2 separate regions of the Homo sapiens genome follow, and region 2 is linked to region 1. A link is a contact called in ENCODE Hi-C or POLR2A ChIA-PET data. All regions are on one chromosome and are shown on one strand. The core of a region is the stretch at or near the end of the contact, and the rest is flanking DNA. Distances in the headings are between cores, read along the strand shown.

Evidence for each region. A loop is a pair of places that touch in the nucleus more often than their neighbours do. ChIA-PET counts read pairs that join two places held with the same protein, here RNA polymerase II (POLR2A). Pooled maps may share reads with other maps.
Region 2: a loop to region 1 is called in a pooled map, with 6 times the contacts of the local background. The contact joins the promoter of TMDD1 here to the enhancer-like site in region 1. A Hi-C loop is called at or near these places in 5 of 50 pooled maps. POLR2A ChIA-PET finds 5 or more read pairs at or near these places in 7 of 52 experiments (A549, CD4-positive, alpha-beta T cell, CD8-positive, alpha-beta T cell and 3 more).

What each region holds. Positions count from the first base shown.
Region 1 is chr12:51,365,280-51,370,874 of GRCh38, forward strand. GALNT6 (polypeptide N-acetylgalactosaminyltransferase 6) reads right to left here. Exons shown (of 12, transcript NM_007210.4): 5 at 151-300. Among named protein-coding and RNA genes, the nearest start is that of CELA1, 21 kb to the left of the region's middle. RefSeq lists an enhancer at 4,047-4,196. Within about 2 kb of position 3,777, at least 7 of the 41 ENCODE cell types and tissues checked have a DNase peak (open chromatin) inside an H3K27ac peak, as active enhancers do; they include CD8-positive, alpha-beta T cell, where a contact is called at or near this core.
Region 2 is chr12:51,812,218-51,817,929 of GRCh38, forward strand. TMDD1 (transmembrane and death domain 1) reads right to left here and starts at 2,708. Exons shown (of 1, transcript NM_001386737.1): 1 at 1,704-2,708. The coding sequence starts at 2,676. The coding sequence ends at 1,723. It overlaps SCN8A (sodium voltage-gated channel alpha subunit 8), which reads left to right. Exons shown (of 27, transcript NM_001330260.2): 27 at 1-647. It overlaps FIGNL2 (fidgetin like 2), which reads right to left. Exons shown (of 2, transcript NM_001384995.1): 2 at 5,682-5,712. RefSeq lists a silencer at 2,220-2,299 and an enhancer at 2,408-2,907.

The sequences.
Region 1 (5,595 bases), core at 2,527-5,026:
AAAGGGGTAGAGGCACCTGGAGTGGGTCCCAAGCCTCCTTCACTCCCGGAAGAGAGAACAGGAAGGGGCCTTGGGGAGGCTGTGGCCCTGGCTCATTCTAGCAGGGAGGGAGCCTCCAGGTTACACCCAGGCCGGTGCCCTGGTACTCACAGTGGGCATCCAGGAACGTGAGCACCTCCGCCTGTGCCACGCTGGCCCCCAGCAGCCGGGCGGTGATCAGCCCCTTCCGCTCCTCCTGCCGCACCACCCTCACCACCTGCAGCTGCTTCACGTACTGCTCCAGCTTCTCCTTTAGGTGCTCTGGAAGGGACAGTGTCATTGTGGCCAGTCCACCACTTTGCTGTATACCCAATCCCCTGTGGGCACCAAGCTAGGGGCTCTCAGGCCTCTAGCAGGCCTGAATTTTAAACCCCCAACACCTGCTGTACTGAGCCATTCCACAGAAGCCGGAGCTGGGGAAGGAGGTTAACAGGGAAGATGGGGAGAGGAAGAAAGAAGCCCTGTCTGTGGTCAAAACTGCCTCACCAGGGCTCTGGCTCTGTGGTGCTAGATCCTATGCCTGTTCACCTGGGCACCCTCTCTAATGTCAGGGACAGCACCTCAGAGTTGTGTTTCTGTGGTCACGTATCAAGTACAAACTTTTTGTTGTTGTTGTTGAGATGGAGTCTCATTCTGTCACCCAGGCTGGAGTGCAATGGCGTGATCTTGGCTCACTGCAACCTCCACCTCCTGGGCTCAAGTGATTCTCCTGCCTCAGCCTCCTGAGTAGCTAGGACTACAGGTGTGTGCAACCATGCCTGGCTCATTTTTACATTTTTAGTAGAGATAGCATTTCACCATATTGGCCAGGCTGGTCTCGTACTCCTGGCCTCAAGTGATTCGCCTGCCTTGGCCTCCCAAAGTTCTGGGATTACAGGCATGAGCCACCACGCCCGGCCCAAGTACAAAATTCTGACAGAGGCTCTCAGATGCCTCCCTCAGTTTCTCCACCCTCTCAGCCACCATCTTCCAGAGCTGCAATTCCACAGCTCCATTGCACGGTTGTTTTCCAGTGTCTAGGATTCCCTGTCTCCCAGGCTCTTCACGGTAACGTCGATGGGTGGGCATACACAAATGGTGACTCCTTGCTTGCTGGATCAGCAGCAGGACATCTGACTCTAATCCCCTTTGTAACCTCCTCTGCAGATAGAATTCTTTAAGGTGAAAACATGCCCAGCAGCTTTTTAATTATATTAAGAAAATACTTGCACCAAGCACCTACCACGGACCAGGCACAGTGGCGAGCCCAGCCGGCTTGACCATTTGTCCTAAGGAACAAACCACCCAGAAGCAAGGCTGACCAGGAAACAGGCAATTCCAGGGCAGGTGATCCATGATCTAACAGAGGTAGTGCTGGGGTGTGGGTCCCAAAGAAGGGCCAAATCTCCTGGATTTGAGGAGCGGGGAAAGCTTTTTGAAGGGAAGATGTCTCTACTGAGACCTCCAGCTCCTTTCAAAGAAGAGTTTTAGTTCATGGCCCTGTAATTTAGTCTGAAATCCTCAGAGCATTAACAATAGCTCTATTCTGGCTGGGCACGGTGGCTCACTCCTGTAATCCCAGCACTTTGGGAGGCCAAGGCAGATGGATCACTTGAGCCAAGGAATTTGAGACCAGCCTGGCCAACATGGTGAGACCCTGCCACTATTAAAAATACAAAAATTAGGCCAGACGCGCTGGCTCATGGCTGTAATCCCAGTACTTTGGGAGGCGGAGGCAGGTGGATCACCTGAGGTTGGGAGTTCGAGACCAGCCTGACCAACATGGAGAAACCCTGTCTCTACTGAAAATACAAAATTAGCTGGGCACGCATGCTTGTAATCCCAGCTACTCGGGAGGCTGAGGCAGGTGAATCGTTTGAACTTGGGAGGCAGAGGTTGCAGTGAGCCGAGATTGCACCATTGCACTCCAGCCTGGGCAACAAGAGCGAAACTCCGTCTCAAAAAAACCAAAAACAAACAAACAAAAATTAGCCAGGTGTGGTGGCGCACACCTGTAAACCCAGCTACTCGGGAGGCTGAGGCAGGAGAACTGCTTGAACCCAGGAGGTGGAGGTTGCAGTGAGCTGAGATCATGCCACTGCACTCCAACCTGAGTGACATAGCAAGACTTGTCTCAAAACAAAAAACAAACGAAGAATAGCTCTATTCTGAAGCAGTCCATCTTGAAACATACCGAATTCCAAACCTTACTATGTTTTACTAACTGCCATTTTGGTTTATCTCTGCCACGGTTCTGTTCTGTGCAGAATGGAGTTGCCTGCAGTTTCAGATGTGGGGGACAGATGTGACAATTGTGTGTCCTTTTCCTTTTGGACTGTGGGATCAGCCCAGAGCTTGGGCCTTGCTCTGAATGCAGCATTCTACAAACGGCAGGTCCTGAAATTAAGCAGCTTAGGGGGTTGCATGCAATTGATCTCCCACAAATGCACGCACACAATAACCCAGCACTGAGCTGGAGTGTGTGCCGGTGTGGGTGAGGTAGGTGTCTTCATGGTGACTTCTTTATTTAATCTTCTCTATGATAGTTAACAACTCTATGAAACAGGGAGTATTGTCCCCAGTGTTTATAGATGGGGAAAGTAAGACTCAAAGTGACTAGCCCAGGGTGGCAGAAGCACAAAGGGCAGCAGCAGGATCCTAGCCAGTCTGCATGTGAGGACTCCCCACCTTCTCCCTCCAGGGGAAGTGAGGCCATGGAATTTTTTTTTTTTTTAATTTTTTAATTCTGGAGCAGATTAAGATCAGAAGGCCAAGGACTTAATGCACCTGAGTTTCAAGGTGGTCTCTTGACCACCAGTGAGGCCACGGACTTTTTTTTTTAAATTTTTTTATTCTGGAGCAGATTAAGATGAGAAGGCCAAGGACTTAATGCACCCGAGTTTCAAGGTGGTCTCTGCTTCCTCTCGCAGTCACCCAAGGCCTTGCCATTTCCCTGTGTGTGAGATCCCGGGAGGGAAAGGGAGAGAAAGGGGTTTGTTGAAGCTGTTCTTTAGTCACTGTCCTGGAGAGTGGCGCCTAGGAGAAGGAAAGTCTCTATAATTTGGAATTTCAGCTTTTTCCTTCTTTTTTTTTCCATGTTTTTTTTTTTTTTCTTCTTTTTTTTGGAGACAGAGTCTTACTCTGTCGCCCAGGCTGGAGTGCAGTGGTGCAATCTCGACTCACCACAACCTCCACCTCCTGGGTTCAAGCAATTATCCTGCTTCAGCCTCCCAAGTAGCTGAGATTATTGGCACCTGCCACCACGCCCCGCTAATTTTTTGTATTTTTTGTGAAGATGGGGCTTCACCATGTTGGCCAGGCTGGTCTCGAATTCCTGACCTCAAGTGATCTGCCCGCCTCGGCCTCCCAAAGAGTTGGAATTACAGGCGTGAGCCACTACGCCCCGCCCACTTTTTCCTTCTTCAATCCTACTGGACAGACAGGTGAGGTGATTATGACATGGCGCTCATTTATGAATGGATTCTTCAGGCAGTCATCTGAGGAGGGGGCTGTATCTTACTTAACTCCAGGAATGAGGCCTCTTATCTCTGGGGGCCAGGACCTCAGGAATCAAAATCAGCCTCATGCAGCAGCCTCAGCCCAGCACTCACTCCACAAATGTCTGTCAATGTGCTGCCAGGTGCCAGATGCTGTTCTGGGAAGGGAGGGGCCTGGTCTGGGTCCTGCCCTTTGAGACTCATAGTGCACCTGCAGCCCCGGGTGCTGGCCCTGACAGGAAGGAGGGAGGAAGCCCAGGCTCCTCAGCATGGCTGCTGTGTTTCCCCGAGAGCTTGCCCAGCTCTGCGCACAGGAAGTTCACGGTAGTGGAGATAACCCACGGACAAAACATCATAGGAAGTGGGTTTTGTGGTGAGAGACAGTGAAGCACTGAGCTGTGAACCTCAGGGGGGGCCCCGAGCACTACAAAGCCCTTCTCCCACGCCTTCCTTCCAGTCTGGTGAGGCCAGACCCAGGGATTCTCAGCCTGAGAGGCTTCCAGCCTCTGGCCTCAAGCCCTTCTGGGGAGACAACTCCCCTAAGCAATGCCCCTCGTGATACTCCACCTGTTCCACCCCCAGACCTACTGGACAGACCCAGAACTGAGGAGACTGGAGCTGAGCATAGCTGTACCGGTGAGCCCAGCCACACACTCATGTCCCCGCCGTGACAGCCTTCCAACTTAGGTTCAACACCCCACCACCCCAACCAGCTTCACTCCTCACAACTCAAGTCCACAAGACCCCTGGGATGCCAACACAGACACCGCACTCAGTTCCATGATCTGAAGTATCATGCAGATGGCTCCCAGGGATTCCTTCCTGACCTTGCCATCTTCACTTGGATGTGGAACAAAATGGAAAATTCAACATATGCCCAAAACAGGCTCTGAATTTCCCCTGCAAATCTGCCCCCCAGTCTCCCTCACGTCAGTACACGGTGCCAGCATCCCTCCAGCTGCTCTAACCTGGAAGTCATGCTAGAATCCCCCCTGCTGTCCCCTTCCACAATCAGCACATCTGCAGGTACTGCCAGCTCTCTCTCTCATCCCCACAGTCACTGCTTTTCTGCCTTCTATACCACTCTCCTCAATCTATTCTTGACACGGCAGCTACTGTGAGAAGTAAAATTCTCTCTAAAAATCATAAATCAGATCATGTCACTACAGCGGCTTCAAATTGTATTTAAAAACAAATCCATGGTGTTTCCTTATGGAAAGGTATGATGGTTCCTTAAAAAAAACTAAAGACAGAATTACCATATGATCCAGCAATTCCACTTTTGGGCATATACCCTGAAGAGCTGAAAGCAGAGACTTGGATATTTGCACACCAATGTTCACAGCAGCATTAGTCACGATAGCCAAAGGCAGAAACAGCCTCAGTGTCCATCAGCGAATGAACGGACAAACAAAATGTGGTGTATACATACAATAGAATAGTATTCAGCCTTAAAAAGTAAATTCTGGGCCGGGTTTGGTGGCTCACGCCTGTAATCTCAGCACTTTGGGAGGCCAAGGTGGGTGGATCACCTGAGGTCAGGAGTTCGAGACCAGCCTGACCAACACGGAGAAACCCTGTCTCTACTAAAAATTCAGAATTAGCCAGCACGTGCCTGTAATCCCAACTACTCGGGAGGCCGAGGCAGGAGAATCACTTGAACCCAGGAGGTGGAGGTTGCGGTGAGCCAAGATTGCGCCAATGGGCAACAAGAACGAACTCCATCTCAAAAAAAATAAAGTAAATTCTGACAAATGTTACAACATGGATGAATCTTGAAGGCATTATGCTAAGTGAAATAAGCCAGTCACAAAAGGACAAATACTGTATGATTCCACTTATGATAATCAAATTCATAGAGACAGAAAGTAGAAGGGTGGTTGCCAGGGGTTGTGGGGAGGACAGCGTGGAGAATTCATGTTTAATAGGTACAGAATTTCAGTTTGGGATGACAAAAAATAAGTTATTGGCTGGTTGTGGTGACTCACGCATGTAATCCTAGCACTTTGGGAGGCTGGGAGTTCCAGACCAGCCTGGTCAACATGGTGAGACCCCATCTTATTAAAAAAGGGAAAAAAAA
Region 2 (5,712 bases), core at 1,458-3,957, 450 kb after region 1:
TGTGTGTGTGTGTGAAGAATGTATATAGGTAAAGGGGAGTGTGGTCCAGTGGTTCCAGAAAAGGGACAGAACTGTGTTCTGTCCCTAGCTTGACCGCTGGCTCGCTGTGTGGCCTTGGGCAAGTCACTTAACCTCTCTGTGCCTCAGTTTCCCCATCTGTAAAATGGGGATAATAATACTGACCTACCTCACAGGGGTGTTGTGAGGCTTTAACTAAATGTTTTGTAAAGCGTTTTGAGATACAGAGGCAAAGGCGCTAGGGAAGGGCAAAGTATTATTGGACTTAAGGAAGCTGAAATGGTACCATAAATGCTGCTATTCTGAGAGCCATTTTAAACTGCACTGCTCCAACCACCCCCGCTTCTCATCACCAGGACAGCAGGTCGAGAAAATGTCTTTCCTTTCACTTGCTTCTGGGGTTTGTGATTATTCAAGACAATTTTTTCCCCTTGCTGTATCTCCTTCCCTCACCTCCTCGACTTGTTCCCTGTTCTGTTTATGCGGAAATGGCAGAAATGCTTGAGAAATGAGAATGTGTAAGTGGATTGGAAGTTTATAGTATGAAATTTCAATTTTACTTTGTACTGTACATCTTTTTACTTTAGAATTTGCAATAAAGGGTTACGTCAATCTTGTTTTCAACTCTCCTCTTGGACTGGCCTGTCATTCTGTCATTGCCCTCACACTGAAGCCCAAGGTGGACAGGCACCACCACCTCGCAGGACCCCACTCTGTCCCGTGGCGGGGACAGAAGTCTGCGTAAGGGCTCACCGCGGCTCAGCCCCTTAGCTGGGCAGGCAGTGCCCTAGCCACTCCCAGGTGTGTGGGAAAGGTTTGGGACTCCACTCAGCATGTCAGGAGGCCTTGCCTGGCGGGGGGCAGCACCTTGGAGGCGGCGCCCTGCACGTGGGCACACCCCTCTCTAGTGGTGCTGCCTCTGCACACTCCAGCAGAGCCCCAGAGTAGCCCCGAGGGGGAGCTGCACATCTTGTTCTGGTCCCCATCACGTTTTTCAAGCCCCTTATTGCGCACACACCTTTCCTTCTGGAGCTCAAACTTTCAGGTCAGACGGCCGTAGGTTCGAGAACGTGACTATGCCACTAACTAGCTGTGGCCGAGTTTCCGCATGTGTGATGGAGACAATACCTTCCTCCTTGAGTTTTGAAGAGTACATCAAATAATGTATGTAACTAGTTAGCATGAGGCCTGGCACACAGTGCGCAATAAGTGGTAACTCTTCGTGGAAGAATAATTGCAAGATAAGAAGGAATCTGCCTGGCGCAGTGGCTCACGCCTGTAATCCCAGCACTCTGGGAGGCCCAGGCAGGCGGATCACTTGAGCCCAGGAGTTGGAGACCAACTTGGCCAACAAGGCGAAACCCCGTCTCTACTAAAAACACAAAAATTAGCGGGGCGTGGCTGCGCACACCTGTAGTCCCAGCTACTCGGGAGGCTGAGGCAGGAGAATCGCTTGAATCCTTGAACCCCGGAGGCAGAGGTTGCAGTGAGCAGAGATCGCACCACTGCCCTCCAGCCTGGGCAACAGAGCGAGGCTCCTTCTTAAAAAAAAAAAAAAAAGCTAAGCTGACAAGAATTGGGCGGTGCACCTGCCACCCTGGGAGCCTGGTACCTGAGCCCCTCTTCCACCGGCAGTCCCACGGGCTTTGCTGCTCCTTTCCAACGGATTAACAAACTCTCTGCTCTTTCGGTATTTCTTAACGTTTATAAACCGTCCAAAGCACCACTGCCCCAAGACTGTGCTCCCATTTTACAGCTGAGGGCAAGGGCACTGTGAGGTGAGGGAGAATCTGGCCCATCTGCAGCCCAGGCCCCCGGGGGCGCGCGCCGCTCTTTAGGAAGGAGCAGCTTTGTTTCCCACCAGCCCTGCACTGTGGCGAGCGGGCCGGGGCTGCCGGGCGACGCCCGGTCGCCGTCGCCGCCAGTGATCCATAGCGTGAGCAGGACGACCAGCGCCCCGGTGCCCAGCGCCCCCACGAAGCCGGTGAGGAGGCCGAGCGCCAGCGGCCCCGCCCAACCCATGGGGCTCCGCTCGTACAGGGGCTGCGGCAGGCGCTCCACGATCAGCTGCAGGGCGTCCCAGTCCGGCGCGGGGACCGCGGCGCGCCGGGGGCGCGGGGCCGGGGCAAAGGGCACGCGGGCGGCGGCGCCGGGCCGCGGCAGGAAGCGCTGCCCGAACTTGCGCAGCTGCAGCGTCGCCTGCTGGTGGAGGTTCTTGCCCAGCTCCCTGGCCACGTCCGGGCGGCCGCTGCGCCGCAGGGCCCGAGCCAGGCGGTCCCAGGACAGGGACGCGGCCTGGGGGGCCAGCCAGGCCGCCAGCGCCTCCCGGCAGCCGTCGGACACCTCTCCAGGCCCGGCTACCCTGCCCGCCGGGTCCTCGGCCGCCTCTCGCCGCCGCCGCCGGCTCGGAGACCCCGACGTGGTGTTGAGCGGCTCAGGCCGCGCCAGCCGGTCTTCAGAAAGCCGGGACAACTCGGCCTCCACGTCGGGCTCGGGCGCCTCCAGGAGCGACCGGAAATGGCCGCACTCCTCCGGGGTCAGCAGCTCGGCCAGACGGACGGCTGCGTGAGGGCCCATAGCGTCCACGGCCCCCGCCGGAGCCAGCGCCCAAACCCAGAGCGTGAGGACCAAGGCGCTCGCCAGAGTCCGCGCCGCCATCCCTGGCGGGAACCAGGGACCGAGGACTGTGCGGGGACGGGGACGTGGACGGGCTCCGCGCCGGTGATGGGGGAGGGGTTCCGAACGCCCGCGGATTGTGGGAGGGAGGAGGCTCCGAACAGTCGGGAAGCCTAGTGGAGGAGGGGACTGGGGACAAGGGGGCTGCCAACACCCAGCGACGGAGACGGGGACTCCGACATGGCACTTGTTGGAGGGTCTCACGAAACTCAGGAACTGGGGTAAGAGGGCTTGCAACACCCAGGAAGGGGGTTCTCAGCCCCCCAGGAGGCTAGGATTCTGGGCTTTTACATTGTAGCTCCTGCCCTAGGCCTCCTAATAGCCACTAATACCTCAAACTGAACAAGTTACCAACATCTCTTCTAATTCATGTACTCCCCAACCGTTCCCCTTTACGAAAAGCCCTAGACCCCTTGCTCTCCATTAACTTCGATATTCAATCAATTCCTACATTCTCTTTTTTTATTTTCTTTTGTGCAGATAGGGGTCTTGCTGTGTTGCGCAGGCTGGTCTCCAGCTCCAGCCTCCGCCTCTGCCACCACCTCCCAAAGTGCTGTGATGACAGGAATGAGCCACCATGCCTGGCCTCAATTCCTAAATTCTCCTCTTGTCTACCAAATACTAAAGTTTAGTATTTATTAAATGAATCCATCATCCCATTCTCCCACTCCAGTGCAAGTCCAGACCCTCCTCCTCTCTTGCTGGTCCTCCAGCCCCCATCCTTGCCCCCCAACACTGGGGCCCTGCCTACCTGCACTTATTCCATTTCCCCCAAGGAAGCTTGGCTCTGGCTCTCCTTCTGATCGCGGCCTGCACTCCTCCTGCTGTCAGGCGCCTTTGGGAAGCCCTCCCTGACTCCGAGTCACACCCCTTAGTGGTGTCCCCATTAGGGACTCCTCCTATCTGCCCCACAGCACACTGCAGCTCGGCCTTTTTACTGTCTCCGCCAACTAGACTGCAAGGTCCATACATTGTCCCCATGGCAACTAGAGCATAATAAGTGTTCAGTAAAGATTTGTTGAGTCAATGTGTGAATTTTTTGTTTTTTTAAGAGACAGGGTCTCCTGCTGCTGCCCAGGCTGGTCTCGGAACTCCTGGGCTCAAGGGATCCTCCTGCCTCAGCCTCCCAAAGCGCAAGGATTACAGGCATGAGCCACAAGGCAGGGCCATTGTGTGAATTCTTAACTTGCAAATCAGTCCTGTCCTCGGCCCCCTAAACTCCCACAAAGGCTTCATCATAGAGCCCCAGCTCCTAGCAGGGCATGGAAGGCCCTCCATAGTGAGGTCCCCGCTGACTCCTCCAGCCTCACTCCTCCAATTCCTGCCCTCACTATCTTGTAACACAACAAGACTCGTGGCACAGCACGTAAGATGCAGTTTCCAGCCTCCATACTTTGCCCAGCTATCCCCCTCCCCTCCTGGGTAGGAAGTTTTCCTGACACCCCACCAAGACCACCACAAGTCAGGATCTTTTCTGGGCATTGTTTGTTTGTTTTGTTTTGTTTTGTATCAGAATCTCCCTCTGTCACCCAAGTTGGAGTGCAGCGGCATGATCTCGGCTCACTGCAACCTCTGTCTCCCAGGTCCAAGTGATTCTCGTGCCTCAACCTCCCAAGTAGCTTGGACTACAGGTGTGCACCACCATGCCCAGCTAATTTTTGTATTTTTAGTAGAGACTAGGTTTCACCATGTTGACCAGGCTGGTCTCAAACTCCTGACCTCAAGTGATCCGTCCACCTTGGCCTCCCAAAGTGCTGGGATTACAGACGTGAGCCACCGCGCCCCCAGCCATTTCTTGGCATTCTTAAGATAACCTGTGCATCCTCCACCAGGGCACTCATCTGGAAATTAGAGGATTTATTCAAGAAACATCTATTCAATGTCTTGTATGTACCAGATAATTGCACTAGGTGTATGAATATAAAGACTACTTTGATGTGGTCCCCCATCCCCAGCAGCTTTATCCAGTTGTATTTTTAAATGATCAATTTCTGAGCTTTTCCCACCTAGACATGGGCTCCAGGAATAGCAGCTGTGCTTGACCCCTTCTGTATCCTCAGTGCCAGGCCCAATGTCTGCACACAGTAAGGTGCAAAATAGAGGAGTGGGGGCAGGTGGGTCTGGACCTCCAAGGGCTGAGAGGCTTGTGGTAATGGACTCTGGGGCAGTGCCTTAGAGCCCCCACCTCCAGGCACACTCACATTTGTGTCCTCTTTGCTTTGCAGGGTCTCCCTGATGCTCACGCTGCCTCCTGTATGTGTGCAGTGAGCCATAGCAGGGAGCCTGGGTGCACTACTCCCCTGTGCTCTTGCGCATGCTCAGCAATCTTGCCTAGAGTATTCAAGGACCTAGGAGCTGTGGGTCCAAATCTCTCACTGACATCTCTACAGAGCTTGTTCAGCAAGTGTTCCTAGGTTGTTCAGTCTCCCAGTTTACGATGAGCTGTCACAGATAGAGTTAGGGGACTGATGGATGGGGGGATGGTAGACAAAGGACACCACGTCACCTGAGACATTGGAACTTGGCCGTCTCCACACCCCGCCCTCTATCCACTTTATCTCCACTGAGAATGGAATACAAGTATAACCCTAGCTCTATTCAATGAAGGCTGCTGCAGGTTCTGGATGGCTCCTCCCTCTCTTCAGCAACCCCCTTCCTCCATGCATTCATTTCTTCACTCATTCAACAAACATGTGAGCCCTTCCTTGCCCCCCTATTTTGTGGCTCTGGGGATACAATGAGCCTGCCCCAGTGCTGAATGTCAGAGCTCAGAACGGCAGGAAGGCCCCTTACCCATGGCTTCTTCCCCATAGCCTCAGTGCCCATTCCTGTAGGTACTCACTGTATCACAGTGAGTCACAGGAGTCCTTGCTCCTTGTTACTAGGGGATTAGGAACACCCCGCCCAGGGCACCAGCATACACAGGTGTCCAGACATCTCCCAGAGGACTCCCACATCCCACTGCCCCCGAGAAATCTTCTGCAAACCACATGTCATCGCTTTAATACTGTGTAATAC